Linked DNA regions of Homo sapiens: region 1 is linked to region 2. A link is a contact called in ENCODE Hi-C data. All regions are on one chromosome and are shown on one strand. Each heading gives the region's core, a stretch centred on a gene start or an enhancer-like site at or near the end of the contact. The rest is flanking DNA. Distances are from core to core; before and after follow the strand shown.

Region 1 (7,073 bases), core at 2,093-4,592, 360 kb before region 2:
CCAATAAACATATGGGAAAATGCTTAACATCACGAATTACCAGAGAAAATGCAAATTAAAACCGCAATAAAATACTATCTTACACCAGTCAGAATGGCTATTATTAAAAAGTCAAAAAGGCCAGGCGCAGTGGCTCATGCTGGTAATCCCAGCACTTTGGGAGTCCGAGGCCGGCAGATCACCTGAGCTGAGGAGTTTGAGACCAGCTTTGTCAACATGGCGAAACTCTGTCTCTACTAAAAATACAAAAATTAGCTGGGTGTGGGCACCTGTAACCCCAGCTACTCGGGAGGCTGAGGTAGGAGAATCGTTTGAACCCAGGAGGTGGAGGCTGCAGTGAACTGAGATGGCGCCACTGCCCTCCAGCCTGGGAGACAGAGTGAGACTCCCACTCAAAAAAAAAAAAAAAAAAAAAAAAAGATATTAGTGAGTATGTGGAGAAAAGGAAACACTGTTGGTTGGAATATAAACTATAGAAAACAGTATGGAGATTTCACAAAGAATTAAAAATAGAACTACCATTTGACCCAACAATGCCCCTAGTAGATATCTATCCAAAGGAAAAGAAGTCATTATATAAAAAAAATTCCTGCACCCATATGTTTATCGCAGCACCATTCACAATAGCAAAGAAATGGAATCAACCTTGTTGTCCAATAAGGATGATTGGATAAAGAAAATGTGGTATATACATACATATATGTATATATACACACAGACGCATATACATATATATGTATGTATATATGCACACACCATGGAATACTACCCAGCGAGAATACAGAATGAAATTATGTCTTCTGCAGCAACATGGATGGGACTGGAGGCCATTATCTTAAGTGAAATAACTCAGAAACAGAAAGTGAAATACCACATATTCTCTCACTTACGATTGGGAGCTACATAATGTATACACATTGACATAGAATGTGGGAATAATAGACATTGGAGACTTGGAAGGGTAGGAGAGTGGGAGGCGGTTGAGGTATGAGAAATTACTTAATGGGTGCAATGTACATTATTTGGGTCATGGCTACACAAAAGCCCAGACTTAACTGCTATACATTATATCCATGTAATAAAACTGCACTTGTACCCCCTAAATCTGTAAAAAAAAAAAAAGATGTGAAAAGTTATTGTGTTTTAAATGAGTAAATAATTATAACTACATAAACCTAACTAATATTTACCACTAATTTTATGTCCAAGTGGCTCTTATTAATGATCTATCAAGGGAGAACTGTAATGGAGAATTTCAAAGCCCATTGTCTAATTTACTTCTGACTTGCAAGGAGGTTACTTTCCAACCTGCTCTTGACACTGTACTTAGTGGATTCCAATTCTAACAGATATGATAACTGCCATGGTAGCAGGTTTGGAAACCTGTGTGCACACAGTGTGCTCTTATACACTTCCCAACCTATTTTCCTGTCTATTACAACAACATGCTACTCACTGAAAATTTCCACAGGCCCCCAATGTCATTGCTCTTCTCAAAGCAGGTGGGCTCCAGCCCCTCTTCCAGACAGCTCCTGATGGAGGCCAAGCCACTCACACCAGCTCCAATGATGGCCACTTTCTTCCCCATGGTAACCTGTGCAAAGGCCCAGAGAACATTTCCAGTAACAACATTGCTGAAAATGTATTTACTTATTTATCTATTTATTTTGATTTCGCTCTTTGGCTTAATAAAAACTTTACTTTTTAATAAACACTGGCTGAGTATGGTAGCTCACGCCTGTAATCCCAGCACTTTGGGAGGCTGAGGTGGGAGGATCACTTGAGCCCAGGAGTTTGAAAGCAGCCTGGACAACAGAGTGAGACCCTGTCTCCACAAAACAAAACAAAAAACAAACAAAATCAGCTGGGTGTGGTGGCACATGCCTGTACTCCCAGCTACTCAGGAGGCTGAGGCGGTAGGATCACTTGAGTTCAGGAGTTCCAGGCTGCAGTGAGCCGTGATTGTACCACTGCACTCCAGCCTGGGTGACAGAGTAAGACCTTGTCTCTAGAAAACAAATTCCTTTTAGTGATCTAACTACATTTTCATTTCTCTCTAATTTCTAAAGAGAAAGTTTTCTTCTGAAAAAAAAATAAGCACTTTGTTTTTAGTCATCAGCTCTCCAAAATTAAGAGACTGATGACCCAGCATACATATTTATCTTTTTTGCTTTTGGACTTTGTCATTTACTGTCTACCAAAAAGAGTAAGCAGAAGAAATAAAGATTCGCAACTAAAACACCTGTAGACACATCCACCCACCCACCCACATACATATGCCTGTATATGGGAATGAAGAAACACATATGTATATGTATACACACACACAGTCATACACACACACACACACACACGCAATCTGTATCTTCTTTTTACTTAGATACGGATAATGAGGAACAAGGTCTGAAGATGTCTGTATTTCAGTGTGCCAGGTAGTCACCCCTTCTCCCCATCAATAATGTACTTCACCTTCTCAATTAAAAAGACAAGTAAATGGTGCATACCTATAGTCCCAGCTACTCTGGGATTATATAGTCCTGTTGAGCTGGGGTATCGCTTGAGCCCAGGAGTTTGAGGCTGCAGTGAGCTATGGTTACAGCACTGCACTGTAGCCTAGGTGACAGAGTGAGACCTTCTCTCCGGGGGGTGTTGGGGAAAGAAGTCATGTTCTTACCTAAAAACAATTTTTTCCCACTACCTTCAGCGTCCATTCCCCTCTAAGAAAATTACGTTTCCTAACTTTTTTCTGTTCCTGACACTGTCTTTAGGCTCTACCACTACTTCTTTCACTACTTTTTTTTTTCTTTTTAGACAAAATCACATAGCTATGCAGGGAAATAGACTTGGATGATTAAACATCATGATCCGTGATTCCCAGAAACAAACAAACTGCCTGAATTATATCATTCTCATTCTAGCCATATTTGGTATAAAACTACAGCATGCTCCTTCTTCATTTACCCATCCCACCCTCAACCCTTTACTATATCACCTTTTATTCTTTTTCTTTTCTTTTTTTTTTTGAGACGGAGTTTCGCTTTTATCCAGGTTGGAGTACAATGGTGTGATCTCGGCTCACTGCAACCTCTGCCTCCCAGATTCAAGTGATTCTCCTGCCTCAGCCTCCCAAGTAGCTGGGATTACAGGCATGCACCACTACGCCTGGCTAATTTTTGTATCTTTGGTAGAGATTTGGTTTCACCATGTTGGTCAGGCTGGTCTCAAGCTCCTGACCTCAGGTGATCCACCCGCCTCAGCCTCCTACCTTTTTAATTTTCCTACCCGTTCTTTGTCTTCTTTTCTTCTGTGTGTCTACGTCCTGTCCAACCGTCTGGGCAGTTTGAAAGAGAAAATGTTCTAGTGAGCCTACATATTAGGAAGATTGTTGAAAAATGGGAGGAGCTGCTCTTAAAGAGATACTCATTTATTGGTCCTTGAATGGGTGAGCACACGCCAACCCTCTGTGATGGATGGGACTGTAGGCCAGTCTCCCATGGCCACCCAGTTTCTACTTTTCCTTTGATTATGGTAAACACAAGCTGCTGGTTATACTCTTGGACCCTTGGCCTGGGAGTCAAGTAGTTTCTCCCAGGTGACTTTGCAGTTCTGTACTCCATTTTATTATGTGTTATTTGAAAGTTTACCTTGTTTTCCTTATTCCTAGTTCTTTTGTGGGTAGCTCATAGTAGTCCTCCAAATACTGTAGAAACTTAGCTACTTAATTGAGATAGCCCAATAAGGAGGATGACTTTTCTCTGCTCTCTCTTTTCATGTCCTGTCTTGGAATTTTGGGGTCAAAGGCCTGTATTTCTCAAGCTTATATTTACTTGTTTCTGAGTACAGTGTGTGGTCACAGAAAAGATCAAAATTCCACAAATTGATCTATTAGTACCAGGAACCAGGTAAAATTAGTACCAGGTAAAATTATGTTGGCAGTTAGACAAAATAAACTGCACCTAACTCCCAGTCATGAAATATAGTAGAATTTCAAAAAAAGTTTTCCTATCAACTATATTTTGATGTCACTTAGAATTATAACATCTCACTCATTTTGTCTAGTTAACTCCTTCATTAAGCAAGTGATACTTAGTGTAAACTGGTATATGTCTAATTTTGAGGAATTACCCTTCATGCCTTTTGAAGACAGTAATCTTCATCTCTGAAGTGTGAGTATGAGAGATTCCAAATCACTTCTATAGCTCTGTGGCCTTGGGCAAATCACTTAACCTTTCCAATCGTTGATTTACTCATTAATAAAATAGGGATAACTACACTATTAATTCCTGTCTGGCTATTTTTTTTTTAACAAGGATTAGAGGATTAAAGGGTATGTACACATAAATACATGTATACATAGGTACATATAAAATGTGGCATGTAGTTAAAAATGAGCAAATGTGACTTGTAGATAAAAATTAAAAACAAGTCATAGGTTCATGAAATTTTCTAGGGCTGCAATTCAGACAACATGATTTTCTCTGCTCTCATTTTACATAGAACTTCTTTTCAGTTTTTAATGCTACATAAATAGAATTAAAATAATGCAAAGAAAAGATTGTGACTACTTCAGGAAGCAATACTACTCCTATAGCCTTATTCATTTAAAGATTGGCAGGACACACCCAATTCTACCTTGGCCTCCGATGTTTTATCTCTCTAGGAGGTGAAAAGGCCACCTATTCTTTGCTGTCCTTCACAAGAATGTATCTGAAGTCGACACATTTATTAGTCCTGTCTCTCTCTAGCCTATCCTTTGCTTGCCACAGCTTTCTGCAGAGCCCCTTTTTAAATCTTCAGAATCTCAAATGCCCAGGCTCTGGTTGGGGCAGTGGGCATTCTCTACTCTGTTGTCCCCTCCAAATCACAAAACTGCTAAGAAGAAACTTTCATCCCTGGATGGTTGCTAGATTATTGTTGCTGTTGGAGGATATGAGTGGAAGACTTATATTCTGTTCTCTTGCTCTATATTTTCTTTGTATTTTAAAGAAATTTTTGTTTTCTTCTAATTGATTTGCTGGAGGCAAGGCATATATCTCTTGTGACACCTGTTGTCATGTCTGATGATGCATAACAGTTGAAAGATTTCTATAAAATGAGAGTGGCTTTTGGAGACTCAGACTTGATCATCAAAGCTATGATGGAACATTCCAAAGATGTGGATTCTTTAGGGTCCATATTCTGAAGCTAATATCTCGTAAAGAATCGAGTGAACAACAATTAGTGCAGGCAGTGCTAAATGAAGCTGACAGTCTGTTGCATCTTCTGCTACAAGTTTAAAAAGTGTCTCAAACTTTTTTAGTTTCATAGCCAGAGGAATGCTGTGTTTATTTCCAAAGATATATTTTTTCATATGTTTTTAGCTATCTTTGTCATGTATGTGTGGGCTCTAAGTCAGTGATGTAAAATTATGTAAAATGTTTTCTCTAATGGGCTTGTCAATTGTTAACTTCAATAATGATAAAAATAAAGTGTCTTCAGTTTTTCTTTAGAAAAAAGATATATGCTGTTTGATCAGGTGATTTTACTTTTGGGAATATATCTTATAAAAATACAAATATAAGCATGCTTTAACAAATTGTATAAAAAAGTTTATTTCAGTGTTGTTCAAAGTATCAAAAATGAGATAGAATGAATGCTTTTTGTTAGAGAAGTGAATAAATTATTCTGTAAATTAGAGCTAACAGATAGCTTGGAGAAATACCCCATTAAAGTACTAGAAAGGAAAAAAGCAACATGCAAAAAAGTGCTTATAATATGATCCTTATTTCAAAAATGAATGCTGATTTTTAAAAATCTGTATAAATGTGAACACAGACACACATAGACATACTCATATGATCTGTAATGGATTTTGATCAGGGAGAAAAATATGAATGTATATATAAGAAGCGGTTAGTATGCTTTACCTTTGGGGGTCATCATATGTGAGTAGATGAAAGAGCTTAGAATAAATAAAATAGGAAAACTAAATTTAAAAAATTATGATAGGGAAAAAATAAAACCAAAACATTTTAGAACTTAGGTAATAAAAGACTGTCTATTTAATCCTGGAACTAACAAGCAAGTGCAAACAATGTTTGTCTGTGATTTTTGACATTTGGTTGCACTGTTGAGAAACACTGAGTTAAAGTCAGGTCCAATGATAGGTCCAGAGTGGTTACTCCACTTGTTCCTTTACAAAGGGGCAAGGTCTCTGTTCCTCACATTGCCACTATTGCCCCAGGGGCAGGAAAACCAAGACAGCCCTGATTAAGGAAAATAAATGAAGAGCTTATCTTACAACTTTGAGTTCCCATCTGAGCCTTCTGTGGCAGCTGCTGGAGTTACAAATAACCCTAAGTTACCAGGAAAATGGTCGCCATTACCAGAGCCTTCCAGAGCAGGAGCCTTATGGAATAAGAAAGATCACTTTCATCGCTCATTAGAGAAAGAACCCTTGTGTTGGTTGCTTTGGTAATTTTGGGGCAGTAGAGGTGAGGGGACAAGATAGCCTTTTAGGCTCCATTCCATTTCTCATATTCTATCACCTGGAACTGGGTTGGTGTATAATGGCCAAAAAGACTTTCCAGGCTAGTTTTGGATGCATGAGGAATGGGGACAGTAGTTTGAGTTTCACACCAGAGAATCTGACCATTTCATTCATAGAGCCCACATATTGCACCTGAAAGTAATGGGCCAGCCAGGAACACGCAAGAACGCAAAAGAGGAAGAAAACAGAAACCCTATTGGCTGATGTTAGCCTGATACTCATGTCTGCATTGTAAAACAATAATTTTCAAAATGTACTTTCCACTTAGAATCATGTAATTTTAGAACTTGAAAGAACTTTAAGGATTAAATTTATGAACGATCTCACTATAACATTTTGGGCTAGGCAATTTTTCTTTTCTTTCTTTTTTTTTTTTTTTTTTTGAGACGGAGTCTCACTCTGTCGCCCAGGCTGGAGTGCAGTGGCGGGATCTTGGCTCACTGCAAGCTCCGCCTCCCGGGTTCACGCCATTCTCCTGCCTCAGCCTCCCAAGTAGCTGGGACTACAGGCGCCCGCCACTACGCCCGGCTAATTTTTTTGTATT
Region 2 (6,771 bases), core at 3,936-6,435:
ATCCCTTTCAACTCAGGGCTGGAATGAGATAGACTTATAAATGGAATGACATGTGCTCTTCTGTTGCCTGCATTCCAATGGAATTTTGTCAGCCACATAAGACTTTGTGGTTCTGGGGATCAAGTGACAAGATCAGAAAGAGAGAAAAGTAAAGCTACTCCACAAATAGAATATATCATTGATACTTATTTGGGACACCACGGAGTCAAAACTCATAATAACCTATTTCAGCTCAGTTACTAATAATTAACTCAAGAAAATTAAGTTAAGAAATATAATGAGTCCCAGATCACTAGGTCTTTCCAGAAATATACATCTTTAATTTAAAATCTTTATAGCCCTGGTTAAGTGTATGGGTGACTGTGTGTGTGTGTGTGCACACATACATGTATGTGTTCTGACACAGGAGACTCAGAAAGGTTTCAAAAGGATCCTACCTTCTTCTATTTCAGTTTTGCCTGCTTAACTCTTACTCATCATTTCATGATAGATGATCTCAACCCTCTAGACCAGGCTACGTTCTTTTATAACACACTAAACTTTTGCTTTTAGCACTTGATTCAAGTTTAGTTAATAATTTGTTTAGTATCTATCACTGTTTCAACTATAAGCTCCATAGATCAGACACCACATCTGCCTTGTTCACAACTGTTTCCTCAGGTAGAAATGACACCATATCTAGTACCATGTGTTCAATGAATAGACAGATAACTAAGAAATATCTATATATAGTGTGATTAAATTGATTCCTGCTCGATGTCATTGGTTTCTGTCATTCTGCTGTGAGCAATGATTTCTAAAAAAAAAAAAAAAAAAATCTTACCAATATGCTTTTATTCATAGGAACTGGTCCTTACTGCCAATTTTACTATCTTAATAGAAAGGGCAAAGTCAGTAGGACATGACAAAAGCAGGAGCTGGTGACTGTGTATACTTGGATCCATCAAAAAATATATTTCACAATAAAAACTGAACAAGTTATTAGTACAGTTTAGACTATCACTTCAACCACTGCCTACCAAGGGATAGAAGCAGAAGAGTTCCCAGTTAAGGTAGGTTTAAGTTAGAAGTGAGATAAATGACCAGAACGATACACTAAAGTGGGACAAGTTTGTTTTAGAATATACCAAGAAATGTCATTTATTTTCAAAGCCCATATATGTATTATCATTTAGTTCACAGTTCCATTCAAGACCTTACCATAAATGTATGTAAACCCACAAAACCTATATTCAAAAAATTTCTAGGGTATACCAAGAATCCGAAGATCTAAGTATCTGAGAAAAAAAGACTATTGGATTTGGGAAATGTACCTAAGTCATAGATTATTATAAAATCAACCAAGTCAACCTTTCTTAATCAGGTTTCTGTGAGAGAATTAAGCCCTAAAGATGATGCACAATTAGTGAAATTGTAAACACATAGAAGAGAAGCTGGAATTAGGAGTTGTCTGTATTATTTGCTAAGTATTGAGAACAAATTTGAATGGCTTCTGAAAACAGAAAGCTAAAACTTATGAGAGAGTATAAAGAAAAATTTTCTCATCCCAAATTGTAGATTGTCATAGAATATTGTGCTTTTAAGTACTTGGTCTAATTTTCTGAAAGATGATGTGTTTTTTGAGATTCTGGACAAGCAAAGTCTTATGTAACAGAAATGTGCCCTTTCTTAGATAATCAAAGCTGTATTCCATCTCTTTAGCCAAAAAGGGAGATTAGAACCTTGGGGAGATTATTTTAGTTTACTGAAGATGCTATTGCTATTTCCCAGAAATGTCTCCTATAATAACGATTACAAGTTGTCTATTGCATAACCGTTTTTGCTGTAGTGATTTCAGAGTCAACTAGCTTTACCACCTGATATTCTAGTCTGAGGACTTAGCAGGGTAACACATTTCTTGGAAATACTGAGTTTCTCTCTTGAATGTAGGCAAGACTGTAATATCCCAAATGAGATGAATGTTAATGCACTTTCTATCTCAAAAACAAATTAATGGGAATTCAGATCATCTATTACACAGGAGATTGGATATTCACTGGCACATTTTTCACATAAACGGCAGCCTGCTTTTCCACAGTAAAGAACAGTGCCCTCGTCTGATTATATGGTGGCATTGTATAAGAACACCACCAGAGGCAAGTCTGTGACAATGCCTTATAGGTATCCCTCAAATTAGTGGATTAACAAGTAGTTGTTTTTAATGAATGAATTTAGCAATTCCCTAGGAGCTTGATAGGTGATAATATTTTCCCTTGATAAATGCTTAGGAAATGTATAAACTTTCAAAATTGATTTAACTTGTTTCAGCATCCTATAGCCGCAAGAAGTAGGATAAAAGAACCAAAGCCATCTTATTTCACAGCCTCTTAACAAATGTTTAGAATATGTAATCCTACAAATAGGGATTCCAATAATATTTTGTACACATACTAAATAATTGCAAGTCTGTTTTCCAGTAGTTTGACATGGATCTAGCTTCTCAATTTGAGCTAAGGGTGCCATACAGGCAAGCAGTGAGCAGTCCTTGGATATACCAGTGAAAAGCAAAACTTGTATTACAAGTCAGAAAAGACAGAATTAGTGAGTGAGTACTCTAAGAGTATCTTAGTCATTCTTCAAAAATGGCATTAGAAGTAAGATGCAGAGGACCTGCCTCCTAAAGTGTCAACAGATGCAAGAGAGCCTTGAGTGGCTGCCAATATGAAATTGTTTGTGACCATCTGCTTTCCATGTCACGGAGACTTCTGACGTTCTGCTTTAGGAAAAGAAAGAGAACCCTGAAATGTTTTCTTAAAAGTCCAAAGAGGGTAATTAACTGTTTTCAACCAATTTATAGGGCCATTCGGAACATGTAAAATGACCAGTCCTTCCTATACAGGATTAAGCTTGCTCGGGTAAAATGGTGAGATTGAAGCTAAGTGATTTGTACAGATTAAGCACATGACAACAACCAGAAGCCTGCTTAACAACAACCAGAGATCCTGCCTGTTGGTCTTGCCTTCTAAGTAAAACCCACTTATTCTTGGAAGTGGGGTACAGACATAAGTTCTGGGACTGAGTTTTTAGGCTTTGGCTAAAGCCCCATTTTTAGTTAGTTTTAGTTAAGTTCTTTGTGTCAGTGACCAAGAAACCACATTACTGAATAAAGTGCATTGAGAAATTAGAGATTAATAATAAATGCTTGCACCCCATCTGTTGATTCAGCTAATCTGCCCTGAGACTTACACAGAGCTGACACATTTAAATCAGCTTCAAATGTTTCCATTTACTTGTTTGGAGATTCCTAACAGATGCAACACAGCCATAGAGAGCAGAATGCTAACCACTAGCAGAGGTGGAGTACTGTTTTCACTGGGACAAATCATTTTTTATCATTTCAACCTACCCTGAAAGTTGTGAGGAAAAAAAAATGTGTTAAAATGATTGTCAAACATTGAGGAAGTATGGAAAATACTATTCGTACTACGATTTTAAAGCCAGGAAACGTATGGACAACTGCCCCTCTGCTTTCTAAACACCTATAGTGTTAAGTCCCACAAATCACAAAACAATTGATAGCTTGGGAAAAAAATAATACCTGACTCTATTTTCAACTCTTTGTTTTCTATTTGGCCCTTTGAACAAATGATGACAAGATGTTTACAATTTCACCCTAAAGACAAATCTGTCAGCCGAGAAGTCTATGAGTTTTCCTGAAATCCTTGGGTTTCACCAGCTCAGGATTTTTTCAAAGACTGTAGGGGTTACGGTGTTCAAGACTGTGATGCATAGAAGTTGCAGAAAGTCTCGGGTTTGTTCTTTTGTCAGTGCAAGAACAACGGAGGCATACTTGCTTCACCTGATAAAATGTAATACCAGTTTTCCTAGGGAAATTTACTTTTAAAAAGAGATCTGGTAAATTCTTTGGAAAGGGATCTTTTGTGATTTAAATAACTAACTTCTATTTCTAACTTCTGTTTTGAAATTCAGAAGTTGATTTTCTAATACGTATATTTATCTCTTAAAGTGAACACACTTGCACATTTCATTGGTAAGCTTTCCGTTTGTACTGTATGTTCAGTGATCTTTCTGCTATGTTTAACTTTTCATTTTAGAAATACTTTTATATATAAAGCCTCTTGTATCTTTCTATTGTTGCAAGACTTTTTTTGAAGCGCACACTGCTTATCGATAGGTTCCAAACACCCCTGTGAAATAAGCAATAGGGAGATTATTGCTAGCTTCATGTTAGATACAAAGCTGCATAAGAGAGCAATGATCTGACTGGCCTGAGGAGCAGCAGAAGCCAGGACAAGAACGTAGTTCTTCCGAACCCCGTCCTGTAACCTACAAAGTCTCGCTATTCAAAATGTGTACCAAGTGTCAACAGCATCAGCATCACCTAGAAGCAAGTTAGAGATACACAATCCAAGCTCCAACCTGGAATTAGTGAATCAGAGTTTGCACAGTCACGCGATCCCAGATGTTTCCTGTGCACAGCAATCTCTGAAGAGCCCTGCTCTAGATTAGTATCACACTATGCTTCATTTAGTGGACATGCTTTCTTGCAGCTCTGGTTACCAATAATATTCCTCACTTGAGGACTTCACTGCTGAAATTTCTAGAACTGCAACCCCCACTTTCTTAAACACTCTGAATTCCCACTTAAACCCTACCCCAAGCAGCCACCCTCTTCCCCCTCTGACAAGTTACCTTTTCAGTGTCTTCCGTTAGAATCCGTTATGAAGCCCCTCGTGTAAACAACATCTTGGGAGGGACGAGGATCTATTTTTGAAAGTGTGAAAGGGAGAAATAAGCCAAATGCGTTCAGCAGATGTCAGGCAGCACCATGACCACGATCAAATGAGGGGAGGAGAAGGATGGGGAGGGAAGCTGTGGACAAGGATAGCTGACCTCTCTTTCACTCATCACTAGCTTTCTTTTAAGCCCAGCCCTCCCTCTGGAAATGGCACTTCAGGTAAATAATGCAAAACCAGGCCATTCACTATCCACTTCACCTAGGAAAGGATGTCTCTGAGAAAATGTTTCTTGGCTACTTCATCTCAAATAACAGTCAAAAGTTCAGGACTTGGTTGATCACTGCTACCCACGAAGCACGAAGCAAAGCACTGCAAGATTAGTGAGTCTGAATAATTCTGGTGCTTGTGTGTGCTTTCACTCTTACAAGTTGCCTAAGAAAAATAGTTCTGAGTTAAGCAATGGGTGTGTGTGCCAAAAACAAGCTTCCTTTAACTGGCCACGGATGTAAAGAAGGCACCTGCCAGGACAACAGTGTCCGTGATAGGGAATGCTTTGTCCCTCTGGTGACTCAGTTGCCTGCCTAATGTCATCACCTCTAACATGCTCAAGGGAATGAGTGAGGTCATGACAAGCTATAATTAGAGCAGACTATATGTCCCAGTTTGCTAGGGACAATCCTGGCTTATACCTGTTGTCCTAGTATAATTATTAATAATGCTCCCCTTTCACTCTAAAAAATGTCCCAGTTTGAACAATAAATTACACATCCATGACTCTGGATGTAAAAGACACCCAGAAAAAAGTATGTTGGCTATTTTCCAACCCAAAATTCTGACCATATGCAAATAACTGCTTTTATGCCTTGGTTTTCTCCTTTCTTTTTTCAGGGGATAACTGTGGAAGTCAGCAAAATATCCTTTCTGGCAAAACTGTCGCTCACTGTCTCTGGCTTGTATGACCAAGCCACGTCTATCAGTCCAATGGGATGAGGTCCCCACAGAGTGTGGACTTCAGCTGCAGGCATGCCTCACTGATCTGAGATATCTCTTGCATAAAAAGGGGATTTTAGATAGTTTTCCAATCTTATACTTTTTTTACTACTTTCAATACAATGCAAGGTTTAATTTGAATGAAAATATAGTCGTGTGGCTTAACATGTTGGATGAAAACAGGGAACACAAGCATTAGTTCTAATTCTCCTTGCTGAAGACTTAAATTTGGGCAAGTGTTTAGTCTCTTCTTTGGAAGCACAGCAAGACAGAGCTATCACACAACAGTGTTCCAAGAATTAACCAAGAGAAATGCCTTTTAATGAGTGTCACATGTGAGATAACTAACTTGACATAATAGTACCAACAAGAACAGTGAGTTAATTTTTCATAACACAAAAGTCTATCATTTCCTTTGCTTTGGATCACTTGTTTTTCTTTTTTATTTCCTTAACAATATTTCCTATCAAGCTTCAAAGTGTGAAATCATAACATAGTTTGGTTCTAAACATAGCAGAAAATTCTCCAAATAACAGAATAGCTTTTTGCTACTTTTAGAAATCAACCAAAATATAAACACTTCAGTCAACATTGGATCAAAAAACATTATTATTGATTAAATTATTGTTTTAACATCACTTTTCTGCTTATATCTGAAGATTAATTTATTCTTCATACAGAATATGAACAGATTTTATGATTTTCTAAATTAATTTTTACAAATCCAATTTCTAAGAGAGAAATGATATAAAAGCATACCAAGAAATGAGTAAAATGTACTAGGTCATATGACTTTAAGTGAAAAGAGCAGAATACAAAATAATATATACACTAAAGCTACATCTATATAAAACATTGAACTCTAATCACAAAAATGAATATACTAGTTATGTCAAGATGGTGAATTATGGATGTTTTTAAAAATGTATCCAGTATTTCTACATAATTCTTTCCATTAAAATAGAATATTTCCAAAAAAGGCACGCATAAATTGCCACGTTAATAATTTCAGTTAGATGTCCATATACTAAACACATATGAT

The links. Hi-C counts contacts between places; a loop is a spot of excess contacts on that map.
Region 1: a map with no recorded cell type shows a loop between it and region 2 (2.7-fold over the local background). The contact joins the promoter of FMO3 here to the enhancer-like site in region 2. A Hi-C loop is called at or near these places in 1 of 37 single-sample maps with no recorded cell type.

The regions. Positions count from the first base shown.
Region 1 is chr1:171,087,174-171,094,246 of GRCh38, reverse strand. FMO3 (flavin containing dimethylaniline monoxygenase 3) reads right to left here and starts at 3,342. Exons shown (of 9, transcript NM_001002294.3): 1 at 3,266-3,342; 2 at 1,457-1,594. The coding sequence starts at 1,588.
Region 2 is chr1:170,728,270-170,735,040 of GRCh38, reverse strand. All of the region lies in intron 3 of PRRX1 (paired related homeobox 1), which reads right to left. Among named protein-coding and RNA genes, the nearest start is that of PRRX1, 68 kb to the right of the region's middle. Within about 2 kb of position 5,185, at least 4 of the 41 ENCODE cell types and tissues checked have a DNase peak (open chromatin) inside an H3K27ac peak, as active enhancers do.